Regions from separate parts of the Homo sapiens genome. Here region 1 is linked to region 2. The links are chromatin loops, found by intact Hi-C in ENCODE. Cell type or tissue: CD14-positive monocyte. All regions are shown on one strand. Each heading gives the region's core, and the rest is flanking DNA. Links, peaks and the distances in the headings are about the cores only. Region 1 overlaps UTRN (utrophin). Region 2 overlaps UTRN (utrophin).

Region 1 (9,921 bases), core at 1,116-9,115, 49 kb before region 2:
AAATACACGTGTGCAGAAGCAAATCACATTTTTCATTGCTTTCCACAAGTGTGAGCCTGGGCTACATAGTGAAACCCCATCTCTACAAAAGATATAAAAATTGGTCTGGGTGCAGTGGCTCATGCCTGTAATCCCAGCACTTTGGGAGGCTGAGGCAGGCGGATCACCTGAGGTTGGGAGTTGGAGACCAGCCTGGCCAACATGGAGCAACCCTGTCTCTACTTAACATACAAAATTAACCAGGCATGGTGGCTCATGCCTGTAATCCCAGCTACTCAGTAGGCTGAGGCAGGAGAATCGCTTGAACCTGGGAGGCGGAGGTTGCAGTGAGCTGAGATGAGCCATTGCACTCCAGCCTGGGTAACAAGAGTGAAACTCCGTCTCAAAAAAAAAAAAAAAAAATGGCTGGGCATGGTAGTGCATGCCTGTGGTCCCAGCTACCTGGGAGGCCGAGGTGGGGAGACAGGGATCACTGGGCGTGGCGGGGGGTGGGGGGCGTGCCTGTAATCCCAACTACTGGGGAGGCTGAGGCACAAGAATCGCTTGAACCCAGGAGGCAGAGGTTGCATTGAGCTGAGATCGTGCTACTGCACGCCAGCCTGGATAACAGAGCAAGATGCTGTCTCAAACACAAACAAACAAACAAAAAACAAACAAGTGTGCAATCCCTGAGAAAAATATCAGTTCAATCTTTGTTGATCTTTATTGTCCCGATTGATTAGCTGCATGTCAGCCTTTGACTGTGTTTCCCAGATGCTCACGACAGATCGATCACTTGATGTTGTTTTCAACAGGCAGTCATGAAATGAGCAGACTGAGGTCAGTGTAGTATAGATATTTGTCAGCGTGGTTGCCAACTGCCTTTCCTCTTCTAAGATTGCCCTTTATTGTGTGATTATATTACATTTTTAGTTGGCATGAAAATGCCCATTTAGTGAAATGATGAGGATCTTCCTGGGGGAAGAATTCTGGCGTAAGAAGCTTTCTTCAGATTACTAAGCACTCTAAAAGGTCCCAGGTTATGGGGCTCTGGAAAGTAACGATGCGAATACTTCACTTGGTTATGTGATTTTTATTTTTGCCTTGGAAGTCTTTCTGCAAACAAGTCTTCCAGTGGAGGCTCATTTTAGGAATGTGACGATGCATTGCTGATAGGTAGGATGTGGCTTTCTATACAGCAGAGTTTGGGGGGTGGGACTGGCAGGTGAGTAGCTCAACCCAGGCTTCTGAGGGTCCTTCATGTCTTTTGGAACACAATTTGAAAATCACTGCTTTAATTGCTAAATTCTAGAAAACCTGGATGCCCTATTTAAAAAAAGAGCTTAGCTTAGTGTCAAAGAGGAACTAGGTTCCAGTTTTAGCTCTGCAGATCACCAGCTGTGTGACCTTGAATATGTCACTCAAGCTGTCTGCACAATTAATTGATTTGTTTGTAAGGTAAGGAGTATGGACTAGATGACCTCACACTGATCACTTTCTAAGCTCCAGAAAACCTAATTGTTAATGCTTAATTGTGCGAGCTGTGCTCGGGAAGGGCTGTGTTCTAGTACCTTCTTCCTCATCACTGTCATTTCAGTATTATCTACACTGATCTTCACAAATATTCTGCACACTTGGATTCTAACCTGCAATATTGCTGTTGGGGTTATAGAAATATAGATTATATGATGGTATTTAGGGTAAGCATTTTTATCTCTAAAATGAGTTAGATATCAAGGATGGCATGGTATTAGATTACACAATATTTGAAAAGAATAATAAGAAAAATCCTGCAGGATTTAAAAATCTTATTAGTACTCTTCTGTAGAAATACTTTAGGGAATGGTTCAGACAGTATCAGGTGCTGTGGGTGTAAGCATGGCCACCTGCTAGCTCTGTGAACCTGGACAAATGGCTTAGCTGCTCTGTGCCTGAGTAAAGTAGAGATAGTAATAGCATCAACCTCCTCGTGTTGTAAAAAGTAAGTGAATTAACATATATAAAGCAATTTGGGGCCAGGCGCGGTGGCTCATGCCTGTAATCCCAGCACTTTGGGAGGCCGAGACGGGTGGATCACGAGGTCAGGAGATCGAGACCATCCTGGCTAACACGGTGAAACCCCGTCTCTACTAAAAATACAAAAAATTAGCCGGCCTGATGGCAGGCGCCTGTAGTCCCAGCTACTCGGAAGGCTGAGGCAGGAGAATGGTGTGAACCCAGGAGGCGGAGCTTGCAGTGAGCCGAGATTGCGCCACTGCACTCCAGCCTGGGTGACAGAGCAAGACTCCATCTCAAAAAAAAAAAAAAAGCAATTTGGAACATAGAAGCACTCAAGAAATGTAAGCCGTTACCTCCATACAAATAATTATTATAATGTGGGTTTATTTCTTTCCAGTCTTTTAAAATAAGCATGTAAAAATAGTTTTAATCATATTGCACTAGGAAGATTTGTTTTTGTTTCTTAAATATATACAGAATTTCCCTTTTTCTGCTTCTTTATATTTAATAACAAGACATTCTAGGATAGACTAAGCCTTTTCATGGCTAATTGTCCTGTGGAATTCTTTTAGTTTTTCTCTTCCATGTTTATATATTTGATATGATTTTCTGGTAGAATTCTTGAAAAAATAACTGCATCACACAGTAGCTCTCCTCTCCCATTTTATTTTATTTTACTTGCTGAGGCTGGATATTATATTCTTTTGGCTGAAGTCACCATAGTGGATTCATACAACTAATTTCCAGCCAGTTTATGTAGATCATTTGCAAATGTATTAGTTACAGAGAGGCTCCAGGGGTGTACCAAAGAAACCTCAAAATACAGTGGCTCAAATAAAATCAGAGTTTATTTCTTTCTCTCCTTACAGTTCAGAGTTGGTGGGTGATGGAGGGTGGGAAGGTGGCTCCGCTTCATATGGTCTCTCAGGGATCCTGGTTCCTTCTCTCTTGTTCTGCCTTTCCAAAGTGTTGTTCCATTTTCTTGATGAGGCTTGCCCCTCAACACTATGTCAAGTTCTAGTCCAAGGAAAGAGAAAAGAGAAGTAAAAAATAAGCAATTTTTTAAAACGTGCATGGCCCTCAGGTTGCATTCCTGATTTCTTTTCACATCCCACTGGCTGCTGCTTAGCCACGTGGACTCATCTTGCTGCAAGGGAGGTTGAGAAATATGGCTTGTGCTGAGCTAGAACTGTGGGGATGGAGGAGAAGAGCAGGTTTCTGATACTGAAAAAAAAAAAAAGAAAAGAAAATAGAAAGGAGAATGGATAATAATAAATATACATATGCTTTGATCACAATTTCATGGGCCAAGTTTGAGTTTGGAATTTTCCAAGTCCTCAGATTCTATGACAGAACATGGTGGTGGAGAGAGCTGCCCCCTGGCTCCAGTTTGCAGACTTTCCCCTTTGTCTGCCCATGCTGGCTCCATTTGGCACTGGGAAGGGCTTTGCACCCAAGTTTGTGGTCAGTTGGCCAAGCACCCATGGTCTCCCACTCTTCCCCACTTGCAAACAGTAGTGTGGTCCACCCTTGCTTGGGAAAGAGCCCAGTGCTCATTTGAGCAGTGAGTACTAGGACCCTGTGCCTCTAGACCGTGCTTTAGGACTTGCATATCCCCTTGGTCCTCTGATTTCTCTATTTCTGGGGGAGAGATGGGGATGGAAGAGGGTAGAGTGAGGCCCTCTAAAAGTCAGGATTTAAGGCAAGGTCCTTGCTTGTCTAGGTCTACAGGTGATGCTACAAAGAGAATGTTACATTGATTCAGTTCTTAAAATTTTCCCTTTTCCTCATGCTTCTGTTTCATTAATATTCATATTTACTTTTTATAATATACATGTTATGTCTTTAATACACTAGGAGTAGAATATTTGTAATGAAATGGAGTGCTGTTTTAATGGATGAGAAAGGTAGGGAGGGGCTCAGAGAGGGAGGCTGGAGAATATTCACTTATTTAGCTTAATGTTTTCAACAGCTTAAAAAAAGAGAAAAAACAACCTTTGAGTGGCCCTTGTGATTAAATGGCAGTTTGCCCAGACTAGAGGGAGCCAGCGTTGGGAATAAAAACTAAGATTCACTTTGAAAATCTAGAAAAAAAAAATGACTACACAAGTCATAAGAATGTGCTTGATGGCTTGGGTTGTCTGAGTGCAAGTGAAGTAGGGCGCAGGCCTGGTTTCCGCATTCCCTGTCTGCTCAGCCTTTTAGCTCCTAACCCCATCCACTCCCTAGAGCTGGCCAGCCCAGACCCAGGACCTGGATGCTGACCTCTTCAGGGCGGAGCTGTTGCTGTGCTCAGACATCGTGACAACTTGTTGATGGGAAATGTAGCTGAAAGTCTAGCACAAAAAGCTGCTCTTGGGTTGGCCAGCGAACCTCCTTCATGGTAAAACTCCCCATCCCTTATCCAAATCCTTGGGACCAGATATGCTTCAGAATTTATGATTTTTCTTTTTCCCATTTCAGAAAGGCTATGGCCCATATGCCCTATGTTACATAAAGCCTCCAGAGGAGTTTGGGACAGTACCCTATCATCCAATATCTTCATCATTCTGCAGAAAATGTATGAATATTTACACTAAGTGGAACACAAACAGGGTTATAAATAGCCTCAGGTCAGTTCAGGTCACGTTTTGCTGCCAAATGGGTTATGGAAAAAGCCTTTGGTTTCCAGAGCTTTTCAGATCCTGGCATTGTGGATAAGGGATTGTGCACCTGGTATGGTGACTGCTTTCTCAGTGTCCATTTGGTGCCATTTTACATGTATTGCATTTGAAGTACTCACAACAAAAATACCTATGTATATATATACCTCTCTCTATATATTTTTTTCCTTATTTATTTATTTATTTATTTAACAGCTAAGGAAACAGGTTTCATGAGCTCGAATGGCTTACACAAGATCAAGAGGAGATGATCTCCTTTGCAAACAGAGGCCAGGACCCAGGGCCTGGGCACTTAGTGGGCTATAAGAGTTTCTAATTTGCTTGTTTGAAGCATTGGAACATAAGCCAGCCTGCAGAATCCTGTTTCACATTTAATGGTAGCTGAAAGACAATACTGCAGTAAAAGTGCCATAGGATGTAATTATCCTAACATTGTTTCTTAAGAAAAGACATCTTAAGTTCAACCAGCGGGGTCAGGAAGTGGGGTCCCTGGCCTGAACAGTGGCTTATCTTCCTTCCTGGATGGCTGGCAGGGGCAGTAGGTCAGTCAGGGCACTGTTCCAGGACCCAGTGGCAGTGTGGGCAGCACTGTGGTGAGATGGGAAGAGAGGAAGGAAGGTTCGGGTGCTTGATGTGCATTGAAGGGGTCAGGGAAGGGGGAATTGGCTACTGGCTGAGGTTCTGACACTAGTTGGACAGGGCCCGATGCCAAACTCTTGTTCTTGTTCTCACCTAGAAATTGCCATTAGTTAGTGCTGCTGCTGGGCATTATTTTAACTTAGACCAAGGCAGCCCTTTTGCGTGGGCAATTAGATAACGGCGCCCACTCTGGAGAGACACAGTCTGATGGACACACTACTTCGTGGGCTGTGCCTTTGTGCAAAGCAAAAGGTGTTCTTTCCTCCGTGCCGCTGTGCTGGCTGGATTTCAGCGTCGTTTTTCACCTTGGCCTCGTGCCTTTATGCAGTGGACAGATTTCAGGCAGCTTGGCATTAGTAGGAATCTACCTGAAAAGCACTTTATATGTGTTTGAATCCTTGGCATGATCTGGTGATGATCTGGCAGAATAGGTATTACCATGATTTGCCAGATGAGAACGTCATGGCGCTGTGAACTGCTGAAGGTCGCCTCGGCTCCATTGCTATCTGGACAGGACTGTTCCCTGTACACTCCCTCTTTCAAAATGGAAGAGGCAGCTAGAGGATTTCAGGATACATTTCCCTCAGTTGTTTCCTTCTGCACTACCTTCTCATCTTTCATGGTTGTATTAAAAGTGGGGCCTGGCACAGTGGCTCACGTCTGTAACCCCACACTCTGGGAGGCCGAGGCAGGAGGATTACTTGAGGCCAGGAGTTCGAGACTAGGCTGGGAAACACAGTGAGACCCTGTCTCTGCAAGAAAACAAAAAAAGTCTCTAAAAAACAAAACAACGGATAGACTGATGTTGGTTCCTATTTGGATATGTGTGGCAATTGGTGGCTCTTACTGACCCCATAGCTCTCATTCAGGTGGTTTGTGTGATAGTGGGCACAATGTTGTTGCCAATTGAGTTGAAAATGCTGTCATGTTGAAAGAAAACATCGGAAATGAGAGGGTCTGGGTAAATATATTAGTAGTATAGCTGTTGCTTTGTTTGCAGTCTCTTCACTTACATTACTTTCATTTAAAATTAACCATAATCTGTTAAACTTTTACTTCCAATAATGTATGGGTTCAGGAGTCTTAGCCAAAGTCAATGTTTTTCACAGGAAGTATCTGGATATACATTAACTTTTAAAATTGTAACCAGTTAGTTTCACTATAAAAGTTAGCAAAGTGTGAATGAATTGATCGCTTGCTAATCTGGAGCACACAAGGGAAATTAATTTTAGATGGAGAAAATATTTCCTAAAATAACAGAGGGAGGCAGAGAGCTAGGTGTATGTGTTGGGCCTTTCAAATATATTATTTCATTTACTCCCTACCATAATTTTATGGGGAAGATATAATTGTCAGTGTTTCATAGATGAGGATATGCTTGTTATTAGTTAGGACTTAGAGTAAGTTTTTTATCATATTTAAAAAATGCCCCATCTAATTCTGAATTCTTACAGAGAGCCACATAGGAAGTAGGATTTTGAAAAAGCAAAAATCAACAACAATGCAGAGAGGAAGAAATGAGTGGATTGGTAAGATAAGGCCATGGGTAGTTCACAGAAACTGCTTGCTTTCTCTAACATGCTTGCTCCCTTTGGTAAACTTTGGATGCATATTTGTCTCAAAGTGTCATATTAGACAAAGCAATAAGAAAATGGTTAGTTTTAAGATTGACATAATTCATAAATTCTCACAAATACATTTGATGAAATAAGGCAGTTTGTGTTTCTCCTGGTCCTGAGGACCCCCAAAACTCAGAACCTCATAAATAGGACAGCGAATGATATGGAGGAAGCTATTTCTTCAGCTACATGTGATAATCTAGATGAATAGAACTCTCATTTGTGGCATCCCATATTGTAAACCAGTTACAGTACAGAAAATCATTTTAAAAAAAGAGAGATTGCAGGAAGTTCGCCAACGATTTGCCTTAATCCTGAAGCCAATTTAAACATTCCAATCTGATATATATATTTATTTTAGTTTATTTTTTTTGAGATGGAGTCTTGCTCTTTTCGGAGTGCAGTGGGGCCATCTCGGCTCACTGCAACCTCTGCCTCTCGGGTTCAAGCAATTCTCCTGCCTCTACCTCCTAAATAGCTGGGATTACAGGCACCCACCACCATGCCTAGCTAATTTCTGTATTTTTAATAGAGATGGGGTTTCACCATGTTGGCCAGGTTGGTCTCGAACTCCTGACCTCAAGTGATCCACCCACCTCGGCCTCCCAAAGTGCTGGGATTACAGGCATGAGCCACCGCGCCCAGCCCCAATCTGGTATCTTGATAAATTACCAAATTGTTGTAATAGAGATTAGTACCTTCTCTTACCTTTCTTTTTATAAATTAATTTTTTAAAATAGTCCTCAGACTTTCCTGTCAAGGAACCCTTTGATAGTTGATCATATTGCATGGTACTTTTTCCATTGCTTTATGTAAATTTCTGCTCTCACAGTCAGTAAATCTGAACATAAGCATTTCTTTCTGGGCTTTGTTCTGTCCTTTCCTTTCCTGGAAATAGCTTCCAGATGGGATTGTTTTCTTTTGACAAACCTCACGACTGTATGTTTCACCATTTTTTGACCTATTATCTCTTTTTGAGTTTCATTTTCGGCTTAGGTACTCTGCTTGTAGGATTTTTTTTTTAACACCCTGTGATATATACTGAAAATACTTTGCACTGTTAAGAGCCTGTACAATAATACTGTTAACGATGAAGTGCTGTGGACTTCTCTGTAACTCCCAATTCTTCAAAGGAAAATTTTCCTTCAGTGTATTCCATCTTTCTTACTTCTTCAAGTTTATTTAGGGAATACCAAGAAATAAAGTGTTGCTTAGTTTAATTCCTTTATAATGTCTTTATTTTTATTTATTTATTTATTTTCTGAGATGGAGTCTCATTCTCTTGCCCAGGCTGGAATGCAGTGGTGGGATCTCAACTCACTGCAACCTCTACCTCCTGGGCTGAAGTGATTCTTGTGCCTCAGCCTCCTGAGTAGCTGGGATTACAGGTGCCTACCACTACGCCTGGCTAATTTTATTTTATTTTATTTTTGAGACCGAGTTTCGCTCTATCGCCCAGGCTGGAGTGCAGTGGCGTGATCTTGGCTTACTGGAACCTCTGCCTCCCGGGTTCAGGTGATCCTCATGCCTCAGCCTCCCGAGTAGCTGGGATTATAGGCACTTGCCACCACGCCTGGCTAATTTTTGTATTTTTAGTAGAGATGGGGTTTCATCATGTTGGCCAGGCTGGTCTTGAACTGCTGACCTCAAGTGATCTGCCTGTCTCGGGCTCCCAAAGTGCTGGGATTACAGGCGTGAGCCACTGCACCTGGCCTATAATGTCTACTGAAAATAAATCTAGCTGGGCATGTTGGCTCATACCTGTAATCCCAGCACTTTGGCCGGCGTAGGCAGGCAGATTGTTGGAGCTCAGGAGTTCAAGACCAGCCTTAGCAACATGGTGAAACTCCTCTCTACAAAAAATACAAAAATTAGCTGGGTGTGATGCCAGCACCTGTGGTCCCAGCTACTTGGGAGGCTGAGGTGGAGGGATCACTTGAGCCTTGGAGGTCGAGGCTGCAGTGAACTATGGTGGTACCACTGCACTCCAGCCTGGTTGACAGAATGAGACCCTGTCTCAAAATAAAACAAACAAAAATAAATTTGCTTAAAATTTTTTTGAATTAAAGTTAATTTTTATAATATTTAGTTAGGTTTTTTTTTTTCCTCATTATTCTTTCACATTTTTCCAGGTTAAGGTACATGAATTTTACTCTTTTAATGTTGTGGCCCAGGGTAGTCTGTCTGCCAATCAGGCTGTTAAGTTGTGGGTCTGACATTTTCCTTGGAAATGCTGTTTCTGGGCATGTTAGACTTTCTGTACTTGTGTGTTGCCTTTTGGCAGAGACTTCGACACTTAAGGATTTGTTGATAAAATGACAAATTGTTTCATGAGGCATTTACTTGGTACTAGACATTTAGATGATTGTTTCTCGGAATAACTTGGTTGACTAACATCTTTCTGCTTCCTGTCGTCATGATCACTTCTGCAAAGGACGAAGCCTAGTACATTTTCTGGTAGAATCTTATATACCATAAGATTTAGTTGAAACATTGTATGTTTCTATCTTCAGTTTTTGGTCCCAAGTTATTTTAAGTAATTTTTTCTTTTTCTGTTGCCCAGGCTGGAGTGCAGTGGCGCCATCTCGGCTCACTGCTACCTTGATCTCCTGGGCTCAAATGATCCTCCCATCTCAACCTTCAGAGTAGCTGGGACCACAGGCACATGCCACCATGCCCAGTTAATTTTTATACTTTTTGTAGCGACAGGCTGGTCTCAAACTCCTGAGCTCCAGTGATCCACCTGCCTCACCCTCCCAAAGTGCTGGGATTATAGGCATGGGTCACCATGCCCAGACTTAAGTACATTTTTTTTTTTTTTTGAGACGGAGTCTTGTTCTGTCACCCAAGCTGGAGTGTAATGGTGTGATCTTGGCTCACCGCAATGTCCGCCTCCTAGGTTCAAGCAATTCTCCTGTCTCAGTCTCCTGAATAGTTGGGATTACAGGCACGTGCCACCACGCCCGGCTAGTTTTTGTATTTTTGGTAGAGACGGGCTTTCACCGTGTTGGCCAGGCTTGCCT
Region 2 (9,921 bases), core at 1,346-9,345:
TAGTCTTTATACTCATACTTAAAAATAATTGGAATTATGTAATATTTCTAATTTTAGTTCTGGTGTTTTCGTTTGACATTACTTCATAAGCATTTTCCATTTTTTTCTGTTAGGTAGTTATACCATCATTTATTTAATGGTTTTCCTGTTTTTGTTTTTAGTTTACTTCTAGTTTCAACATTATGGATAATAGTACAGCGAAAATTATCTTTATTGATCTGTAAAATGGAGATAATACAAGTACTCCAGGGCTGTTGTAAGGATTATATGAGGGGATAGATATAAGGCAGGTTTGTCCACCGTGAGACAGTTCCATTTTGCTGTGGAAGCTGTCCTGTGCTTTGGGGATGCTGGACAGCATACCTGGCCGCTTTTCCCCAGTGGTGACAAACAAAAATGTCTCCAGACATTGCCAGGTGTCTTGCAGGGGCAAAACCACTCCCAGCTGAGAACCCCTGATATAAGTCAGTAGAACAGCCTGGCACTGATCTGATGAGTGCAGTGTAAATACTTGCTACTATTATTATTGTTGTTGGCACCATCCTTCATTTCAGGTATTCATTTCTGATAAATTCCCAGAAATAGAATTTATGGGATGAGAGGTTAGTTTTAGGGTTTCTGATACGCCCTTCAGAGGACTGTAACACGTTTAACGTCATCAGTTTATACAAATATGCCAGTATCTCTGAGGCCCAGCCAGTATTGAATTGTGAGTACCCAAAATACTGTTTTGTCTTCAATTTCTGTAATTACTAGCCATGATGAGCATCTATTATATTTTTTTTATTTGCATTGCCACATTTGAAGATTCTGGTAAAAACCTTTGTCTACGCATCGTTTTTTTTTTTTTTCTTTTTTAGTTACTCTGCCATTCAACAGTTAAAGTTGAAATTCATCCCTCAGTAGCTAAGCCTGTATTACATTTCATCGCTTGATGTTTAACAGCCTCTGAGTAGAACATTGATTGAGATCCTTTTGGATTATTGTGTTTTTCCCAGTGTTGCTGCATAATATGAAACCTTCCAAAATTTGAATATAAGGATAATTTTGTGGAAAAGAATTCAACTTTGTATTCAGTGATATATGTCCTGTAACAGAAATGATTGCCTCTGGTTTCAGTACCCTTTTATTTCTCTTTTCTTTTCTTTTTTCCCTTCCCTTCCCTTCCCTTCCCTTCCCTTCCCTTCCCTTCCCTTCCCTTCCCTTCCCTCCCCTCCCCTCCCCTCCCCCCTTCCTTCCTTCCTTCTTTTTTCCTTTCCTCTCTTTTCTCTCTTTCCTTTCTTTTCTTTCCTTCTTCCTTTCTTCCTTTCTTTGTGTCTCACTTGGTCACCCAGGCTGGAGTGCAGTGGCATGATCTTGGCTCAATGCAACCTTCACCTCACGGGTTCAAGGGATTCTCCTGCCTCAGCCTCCCGAGTAGCTGGGATTACAGGTGCCTGCCACCATGCCTGGCGAATTTTTATATTTTTAGTAGAAACGGGGTTTCACCATGTTGGCCAGGCTGGTCTCAAACTCCTGACCTCAAGTGATCCATCCACCTTAGCCTCTCAAGGTGCTGGGATTACAGGCTTGAGCCACTGCACCAGACCTGGTTTAAGTACCCTTTTGGAGATAACCCCAATCCTAGCTGTAGCAGAGGCTGCTATTGACCCCACTCCCTGCTGTCAGTACTTCTGGTGCACTGGGACTTCCAGCTGCCCACACCGGCATGCCTTTGCCTGAGGGCATTCTCTGGCTGGAAAGTTCACACTCAGGGCTGGCAGGAAGTGTCAGCGCCCAGCAACCCATAGCCAGTGACTGCTGCTGTAGTATAAATTCTCCAGCTCTCTTGCATCTCAGGTCGCCTACTTTTGAGATGAACATTTTACACTGCATCTCCAAGTTCCCAGTTGGGTTGTGATCGAATGGTAACTTGCTTGATAATGACCTTTTTATTATTGGCCACCTTTCCTTCTTTGTCTCCTTTCTCTACTCCCTAGCAGTGTTTCCTGGGATCACTTCTGAAATAAACTACTTATATTTGAATCCTTGTCTCAGGGTCTGCTTCTTGGGGGAAGGACCAAACTAAGATATTATTAGCCAACTTTTCTTTTGACTTTGATTGATGAAAGAAGAGGAAAGATCAGACCAGGAGAACAGAAATATTTTGAAGACCTTTCTGTATAAAAAGTAATGAATTTAACTTCACCGATTCAAGAGACAGGACAGTAAATATTCTTGTTATGCTGCTTCCCAGGGTGTCCTAAGAAAGAGTCTTCAGATTGTACTATGGGATTAAAGCCATGGCAGATGGCACTTAATGTCCCTGACTAATGTGACTTTCCACCCACTTTCTTTACACCATAGTTTGACTCAGGGGCTTGCTGGATTTCAGAAAGACTAGCTTGTAGTTTGTGGCTAAAAAGACTGGCTGATGTTAGGAAGGGGGAGAAACACCTTATGTGTTGCTCTACTAATTTTGTCCTTGATTTTGAGCTAATTATTAATGCTCCAGGGAAAAATTTTAGCTTGGCAGGCAGGGAAATATTAGTTTCAATTGTGAGCTTAATCCAGAGGGCTATGTTTGAGTTAAAACCATCCAGGAGTCTTCCAGGGAAGTCCAGAATCTTCCAGGGAAGACCAGGTGGATCTATTTCTGGATGCTAAAAGGGGCATTGCGGGGCTGATAAGGAAATAAGTCCCTTGTTCTTTAAAAAAAAATTATTTATTTATTTATCTTTTTTAGAGACAGTGTCTCACTCTGTTACCCAGGCTGGAGTGCAATGGCATGACCATGGCTCATGCAGCCTCAACCTTCTGGGTTCAAGTGATCCTCCCTCCTCAGTTTCCCAAGTAGCTGGGACCACAGGTGTCTGAAACCACACCTGGCTAATTTTCTTTCTTTCTTTCTTTTTTTTTTTTTTGTAGAGATGGGGTCTCGCTATGTTGCCCAGGCTGGTCTTGAACTCCTGGGCTTAAGTGATCCTCCTACTTTGGTCTCCTAAAAGTGCTGAGATTACAGATGTGAGACACCTCACCCAGCCAGAACTGCCTGTTTCATTAGAGAGACACAAGTCAATTCCTGGAATTTTTTTTTCCTTTTTGCTGCCACTTTCTTACTTAAAAGAATAAAAATCAAAGCCAAATTCATCATAGTAATCATAATAATGGCAACAACAACAAAAAAAGGAGTAAAATAGAGTTGTGAATGTTTGCTTTGTTATTAAACATATCAACTCATTGGAGCTGATTTATATAAAGTTAAATCCTGCTAGAATAGCTGGATTCCTTCCTACATGGGTGGGGTGGGAATGCTGAGATCCTGGTGTGGGCATTCCATGCCAGGGTAGAAATTTCCTGCTCAGGCACTTAGTGAAGGAGCCAACTGAGGGAGGATAGGTGATGTGCCCGCCCATCCGGTGGCACCCAGTGACCTGTGCACACCACCCCCCATCTGCCCAGGACCCAGCCATGTTGTTCATTGTACCCTTTTCAGACTGCTGACCTCCAGGAGCACTTGTCTTAAAGTCACATAGCTGTATTTTTCCTCTCCAGAAAAATTTTGAATGTATTTTCTAAATAGCTGAGGTCATTGCATGGTCTTCAGTGAACTTAGCTACAAGTGAATGTGACCTGGAGTGACCCAGAGTGAGTGCTGGCCAGCATAGGTTTCACATTTTCTGTGTGAAAGTTCTTCTTTTGTTGTTTGTGATTAATAACTGGATGGGATATAAAGCCAAATGATTTCATTGTTGAACACAGACTTGAAGGTCATGAGAAACTGCCTGTTCAAATTACACTTTGCCAAGACATGGAAAAAGGTCTGCATCAACACCTGAATAGTTTTAGAAATACGGTAGAGAAGGAAAAAAATGACATGCCACTTGTTATGTGATGTGAAAGTTGATTTCCACGCGATGCAATATCTTGGGTCCTTACAACATCTGACCTATGAGGCTGATGAGTTTGCACTGAGTCAGGACTTTAAAACAAAGGTGTATTGAGGACCTACTGTGTGCCAGGTCATTTAGAATGAGTTTTTATGCTAAGTAATGTGTTATATTTATGCTTATTTTGTTAAGTGCTCAGTTTCTCTTAGGTTTTGTATTATGTGGGTTTGCTATTTTTTAAAAAAATATTTTTAATTTTTTGGGTATGGTTTGCTATTTGAAATATGATTTTGAATAAGTTTCTCAGTACATAGCACTTTTAATTTTATGTTTTTAAAAGATTTTTTAATGGTTATACATAATAATTGATGGACACACAATAGTATTTAAATCTAAAAATAGAGAAACCATGGCACACAAAACACAGTATCTTACAGAACTGTATTATTTGCTTCTTTTCTATGTGTTTTCTAGGCTTTTGAGTCAGATGTTAGGAAAGAGTCTGTCCATCTTTAATTTTCTCACTTCGAGAAGCACTGAAATATTTCTATACATATGTCCATTGGTATAGCGACCTAACACAACTTTAAAATCATTTTGAAATTGACGCACAGAGAGCTTGGTTTTCCAGAACTGGTGAGGTGTAAGATGGTTGAGGACTGACTTGGCCTGGTCGGACCTGTTTCTTTGTAGCATTATTACTATTTGTTTATTTTCCACCTGGGCCTTACATCTTCCCTCTCAAGACAGCGTCTAGGTCCCAACTCAGTTGGTAGGAATTTGTGCAGTAGCAAACCTGCAGATGGGCAGAGATACAAACTCACTCAACTCACATTACAGTCTTTCCCTGTCTAAAACAAACAAGAAAACAAAACAAAAAAGGGAGAGATCATATAGGCGTGTATATATACAATATTTTGTTATAGATAAGGAACAAAGTACCATATGAATTCAAAAGGTGAGGGTGGGATGGGTTTAGAGCTGGGAGAGAAACCATCTAAAGCCTTCATGAAAGGGGGTACCATTTGCTGTGGATACTGATGGCAATGTTGGGGCTGGAGGAAAATGTTCCAGGTAGAGGGCACAGAATTAATAGGGGGTAGCTATAAAAAGCATGCTGAATACCATGCTAGGTAGGCATTTAGCCCTGTAGCATATAGATGTATCTGAATTTAAAGGCAGTGGGTGATGTTCGGAGGTTTGGAGCATAAGATATTTTGTGATCAGAAGAAGGTGAATCTGTCAGAGGTGTTTAGGAAGCAAATACAAGGGTAGATAGTATGGGAGGTTATTGTAGTACCTTGAGAGAATGCTATTGAGGACCTGGATGTTGAGGTTGGTAGCCTGGGAATATCTGGGCTCTGTTGATGAATTAAATTGAGTTATGGCAAAGCTCTCTTCGTGGATTTCAATATTTGCGATTCCACTGCTTAAAGCTGAGCTCACTCTTCTTTTCGGTGTAACTGTGATGGAAGGAACTTGCGTGTGAGAGTCTCCCTCTTGTTGGGTCTGTGCTATTGGTTTGTTGATTAGGAACTCAATTGGTACCTGCAGAAATTGCCTCTGATTGGGACCTGCTTCTCCCCACTGTCTCCCTTATGTTTCCCCCTGAGAGGTAAAAGGAGTGATTTGGGTCAAATGTCCTTTGTTTTGGGTTGGTTTGTGTGGGATGACTCCTGGTGTAGATTTTGTGTGTGGGTGCTAATGTACTTATAGCCAGCTGGGGCTAGAAGCTCAGGCACCCACAGCTTTGCTCTCCCCACTTCGCGTTTTTACTTCTGATTTTCTGTTTCCCAATTTGTGATTCACAGGCAGGGATGACTGACTGAGAAGCGTTGCAGATGAGTCCGTGTATTTGTTTCATTTTGTGATTGTTTCAAATTAGCACAAATTTGATGGCTTAAAACAACACAACTTTACTATCTTACATTTCTGAAGGTTAGAAGTCTGACACGGGTCTTACTGAGCTAAAATGAAGGTGTTGACAGGGCCATGTTCCTTCTGGAAGCTCCAGAGGAGACTCCTTTCCCTGGTCTTTTCCAGCCTCCACAGGCTGCCCATGTTTCTTGGCTCATGGCTCTCTTTAGTCTTCAAAACCAACAGTGGTGGGCTGAGTCCTTCTCATGTGGCTCGTTGCTCGCTCTGCTATTCAACTCTCTTCCTTTTCCACTTAGAAGGCCCCTTGTGATTTCACTGGGCACACCAGGCTAACCCAAGATAACCTTCTATCCTAAAGTCAGTTGATTAGCAAACAATACTTTCATCTGCAACCTCAATTTACCCCTTGCTGTGTAACCTAAGGTACTCACAGGACATGGGCCTCTTTTGCAAGTGGAGAGGAAGAAGATGTATTATTCTGCTTGCCACATTGCGTAGCTCTTGATTTTCACTTCTTTTAAAAAAGAACATCTGCAGAAAGAATTGAGAGTGGTGGATAATTCTCCAATCATTCCTGCTTTCTCCTGAAATAAATTTCATGCCTTTCTTTTAGCAGTTGATTTAATAATTAATTTTAAAAATAATGTTAGAAGAAGCTTTTCCTGTTCATGTGTGTGTTATGATGCATATGTTTGTCTGATGAAGGGGAAAAAGGGAAGGAATGACTCAAGTACTTTCAACTTTAGGGCCAGCCTAGGATTGGAATTCTGGAGTAGATCATGAGGAGGAGATGGTCAACTTTCTTGTGACAAAAGCATGTACATAAACCACTTAGGATTCTCCACTTTTCACATTTTATTCTGAAATTGCATGCTTCAGTTAATGTGATTTAATGGTTTTCTCTCAGTGTCATTGGCAGGATTGTTACTAAGCGACAAACATTCACCACAGTGTTCAAATGTACTTGGGAAGAAAATGAGTAGCCAAACTAAAAGTGGGATTTAAATAACTCCAATTTTATGAAAAGTGAAGAAGTTCAGAGATTACTTAAGGTATTTTTTTGGTGATCTGTGGATTCAATGATCATTTCGTTCATGGAAGGAAGTTTTATTTTTATTTTTTTCTGAGACTGAGTCTTGCTCTGTCACCCAGGCTGGAGTGCAGTGGCGTGATCTCGGCTCACTGCAACCTCCGCCTCCTGGGTTCAAGTGATTCTCCTGCTTCGGCCTCCTGCATAGCTGGGACTGCAGGCATGTGTCATCACGCCTGGCTAATTTTTGTATTTTTAGTAGAGACTGGGTTTCGCCATGTTGGCCAGGCTAGTCTTGAACTCCTGACCTCAGGTGTTCCACCCGTCTCGGCCTCCCAAAGTGCTGGGATTACAGGCGTGAGCCACCGCACCTGGCCTGGGAATTTATTTTCATTAACTTAAAATATTATGGCAGCTGATAGAGATGTATGTGCATCGCATTCTATTTCTGACACAATAAACAGCGTAATCGTCACATGAATATAAAAGTTGATGTGTTAAAGCAGTACAGCTCATGTTTATTCACTTGAAAGCCAGGAGAGTATACCCGTGGGAGATGTTGCTATCAATAAATTTTTACCTATATATATTTTAACTTTGATTTTAAGTTCTGGGGTACGTGTGCAGGTTTGTTATAGAGGTAAACTTGTGTAATAGGGGTTTGTTGTACTGATTATTTCATCACCCAGGTACTAGGCCTAATAGCCATTGGTTATTTTTCCTGATTGTCTCCTTCCTCCCATCTTCCAGCCTCTGGTAGGTCCCATGTCTGTTGTTCCCCTCTATGTGTCCATGTGTTTTCATCATTTAGCTGCCACTTAAATGTGAGAACATGCGGTATTTGATTTTTCGTTCCTGTGTTAGCTTGCTAAGGATGATGGCCTTCAGTTTCATCCATGTTTCTGCAAATAACATGATCTCATTCTATTTTATGGCTGCACATATTCTGTGGTGTATATGTAACACATTTTCTTTATCCAGTCTACCATTGATGGGCATTTAGGTTGACTCCATGTCTTTACTGTTGTGAATAGTGCTGTAGTGAACATACACATGCATGTGTCATCATGATGGAATGATTTATATTCCTTTGGGTTTATACCCAGTAATGGCATTTCTGGGTTGAATGGTCTTTCTGTTGTTAGGTCTTTGAGGAATTGCCACACTGCTTTTCACAATGGTTGGACTAATTTACACTCCTACCAACAGTGTGTATGTGTTGCTTTTTCTCTGCCACTTCGCCAGTGCCTATTATTTTTTGACTTTTTGATAATAGCCATTCTGAGTGATGTGAGATGGTATCTCTACTTGCATTTTTTTTTTGTCTCTTTGTTTTTTGTTTAGATGGACTCTCGCTCTGTCATCCAGACTGGAGTGCAGTAGCGCAATCTTGGCTCACTGCAACCTCCATCTCCCGGGTTCAAGTGATTCTCCTGCCTCAGTGTCCAGAGTAGCTGGGACTACAGGCGCGTGCCATCACACCCGGCTAATTTTTTGTATTTTTAGTAGAGATGGGGTTTCACCATGTTGGCCAGGATGGTCTTGAACTCCTGACCTCAAGTGATCTGCCTGCCTCTGCCTCCCAAAGTGCTGGGATTACAGGTGTGAGCCACTGTGCCCGGCCCCTCTACCTGCGTTTTTAATAAAGGATTATACATGAGTCAAGGATTTGTTAAAAAAAAAAAAAAATCCTTCCAAGATAATTATACATACATTACTCAGAACTGTCACTTTTTTTGGTTAATTTTACAGATGTGAATTTTATTTTATAGATATGTTCTTTTTATGACTTTCCTCAATTATTATATAGACAATGCAGTTGTTGAATAATATCTAAATTATTTAGAATAATAGAATATTTTCTATTATGCATTTCTGAAAAACTCAAGTTACTGTTAGAATTAAGTAAGGATTTTGTCGTAGACAAACAGATGTAGCGATAGCATAGTAACCTACTAGGTTAGATACTGCCTGAATCTTTTGTTCTTATATGGATAAATTCTACGAGCTTTTATTTTTCAAGGAGAAACTTATCTTCAAGAAGACAGTAATTTGTTGGCGGGGGGCGACCAGGAGAAAAATCCTAAGAATGTGAAAACCCCTATATAAGGAGAAGTTTCTGTTTCTTTCTCTTTTTTTGAGATGGAGTTTCACTCTTTTGCCCAGGCTGGAGTGCAGTAGTGCGATCTCGGCTCACTCCAACCTCTGCCTTCTGGTTTCAAGTGATTCTCATGCCTCAGCCTTCCGAGTAGCTGGGATTACAGGCACCCGCCACCACGCCTGGCTGATTTTTGTATTTTTAGTATAGATGGGGTTTCACCATGTTGGCCAGGCCGGTATCAAACTCCTGACCTCATGATCTGCCTGCCTTGGCCTTCTGAAGTGCTGGGATTACAGCCGTGAGCCACTGCACCCCGCCTTCTGTTTCCTTTATTACTGATAATCCTTAGTGATCTAAAGACTGAGATCCTATAAGCTTGTTGCTACTTTCCCTTTTCATGTCTCATAAAAAGCCATGGTACAGGCTGTTGGGAATTATCACGTGGACATTGAAGATAACCTAATTCTGGCCATTGATTTCTTCAGTTTCTTTATCCTGCAGTGTGTAGAAGAAAGAAAACTGTGACATATATCAAACCAGAAAGACATATGACATTAAAGGAATAACAAGCCTGGCACAGAGTAGATGCTCAATAAATATTTTTTAAAGCAATGGACCAAATAATTTGTTGGTATATGTTAATTTGTTAATTTTTATATGCTAGATTCCTTGTTTTTTGGCCTTAGGAAAGAGAAACATATCTTTACCATTAAGGAATATACATGATAAGCATGGCTGGGTGGCTCAGGCCTGTAATCCCAGCGCTTTGGGAGGCCGAGGTAGGCGGATTGCCTGAGATCAGGAGTTTTAGATCAGCCTGACCAACATGATGAAACCCCATCTCTACTTTAAAAATGCAAAAATTAGCTGGGTGTGGTGGTGCACGCCTGTAGTCCCAGCTACTCAGGAGGCTGAGGCAGGAGAGTCGCTTGAACCTGGGAGGAGGAGGTTGCAGTGAGCCCAAATCATGCCCTTGCACTCCAGCCTGGGCAACTCCGTCGCAAAAAAAGAAAAAAAAAGGATTATAAATGAATAAATGATAA

The links. A loop is a pair of places that touch in the nucleus more often than their neighbours do. Peaks named below come from ENCODE experiments on the same cell type or tissue, not always from the same donor. Only the 100,000 strongest peaks of a DNase experiment are listed, where the experiment ranks them.
Region 1: it touches region 2 in a loop (1.8-fold over the local background); 4 of 110 quality-filtered maps call a loop at or near these places.

Annotation. Positions count from the first base shown.
Region 1 is chr6:144,310,152-144,320,072 of GRCh38, forward strand. All of the region lies in intron 2 of UTRN (utrophin), which reads left to right. Among named protein-coding and RNA genes, the nearest start is that of UTRN, 30 kb to the left of the region's middle. In CD14-positive monocyte, for the core only: no CTCF peak of the experiment used is centred there; no DNase peak of the experiment used is centred there; H3K27ac peaks cover 2,651 bases.
Region 2 is chr6:144,358,884-144,368,804 of GRCh38, forward strand. The region is part of intron 2 of UTRN (utrophin); the gene reads left to right. Among named protein-coding and RNA genes, the nearest start is that of SNORA98, 42 kb to the right of the region's middle. In CD14-positive monocyte, for the core only: no CTCF peak of the experiment used is centred there; DNase peaks (open chromatin) are centred at 5,668 and 6,478; H3K4me3 peaks cover 1,505 bases; H3K27ac peaks cover 5,859 bases.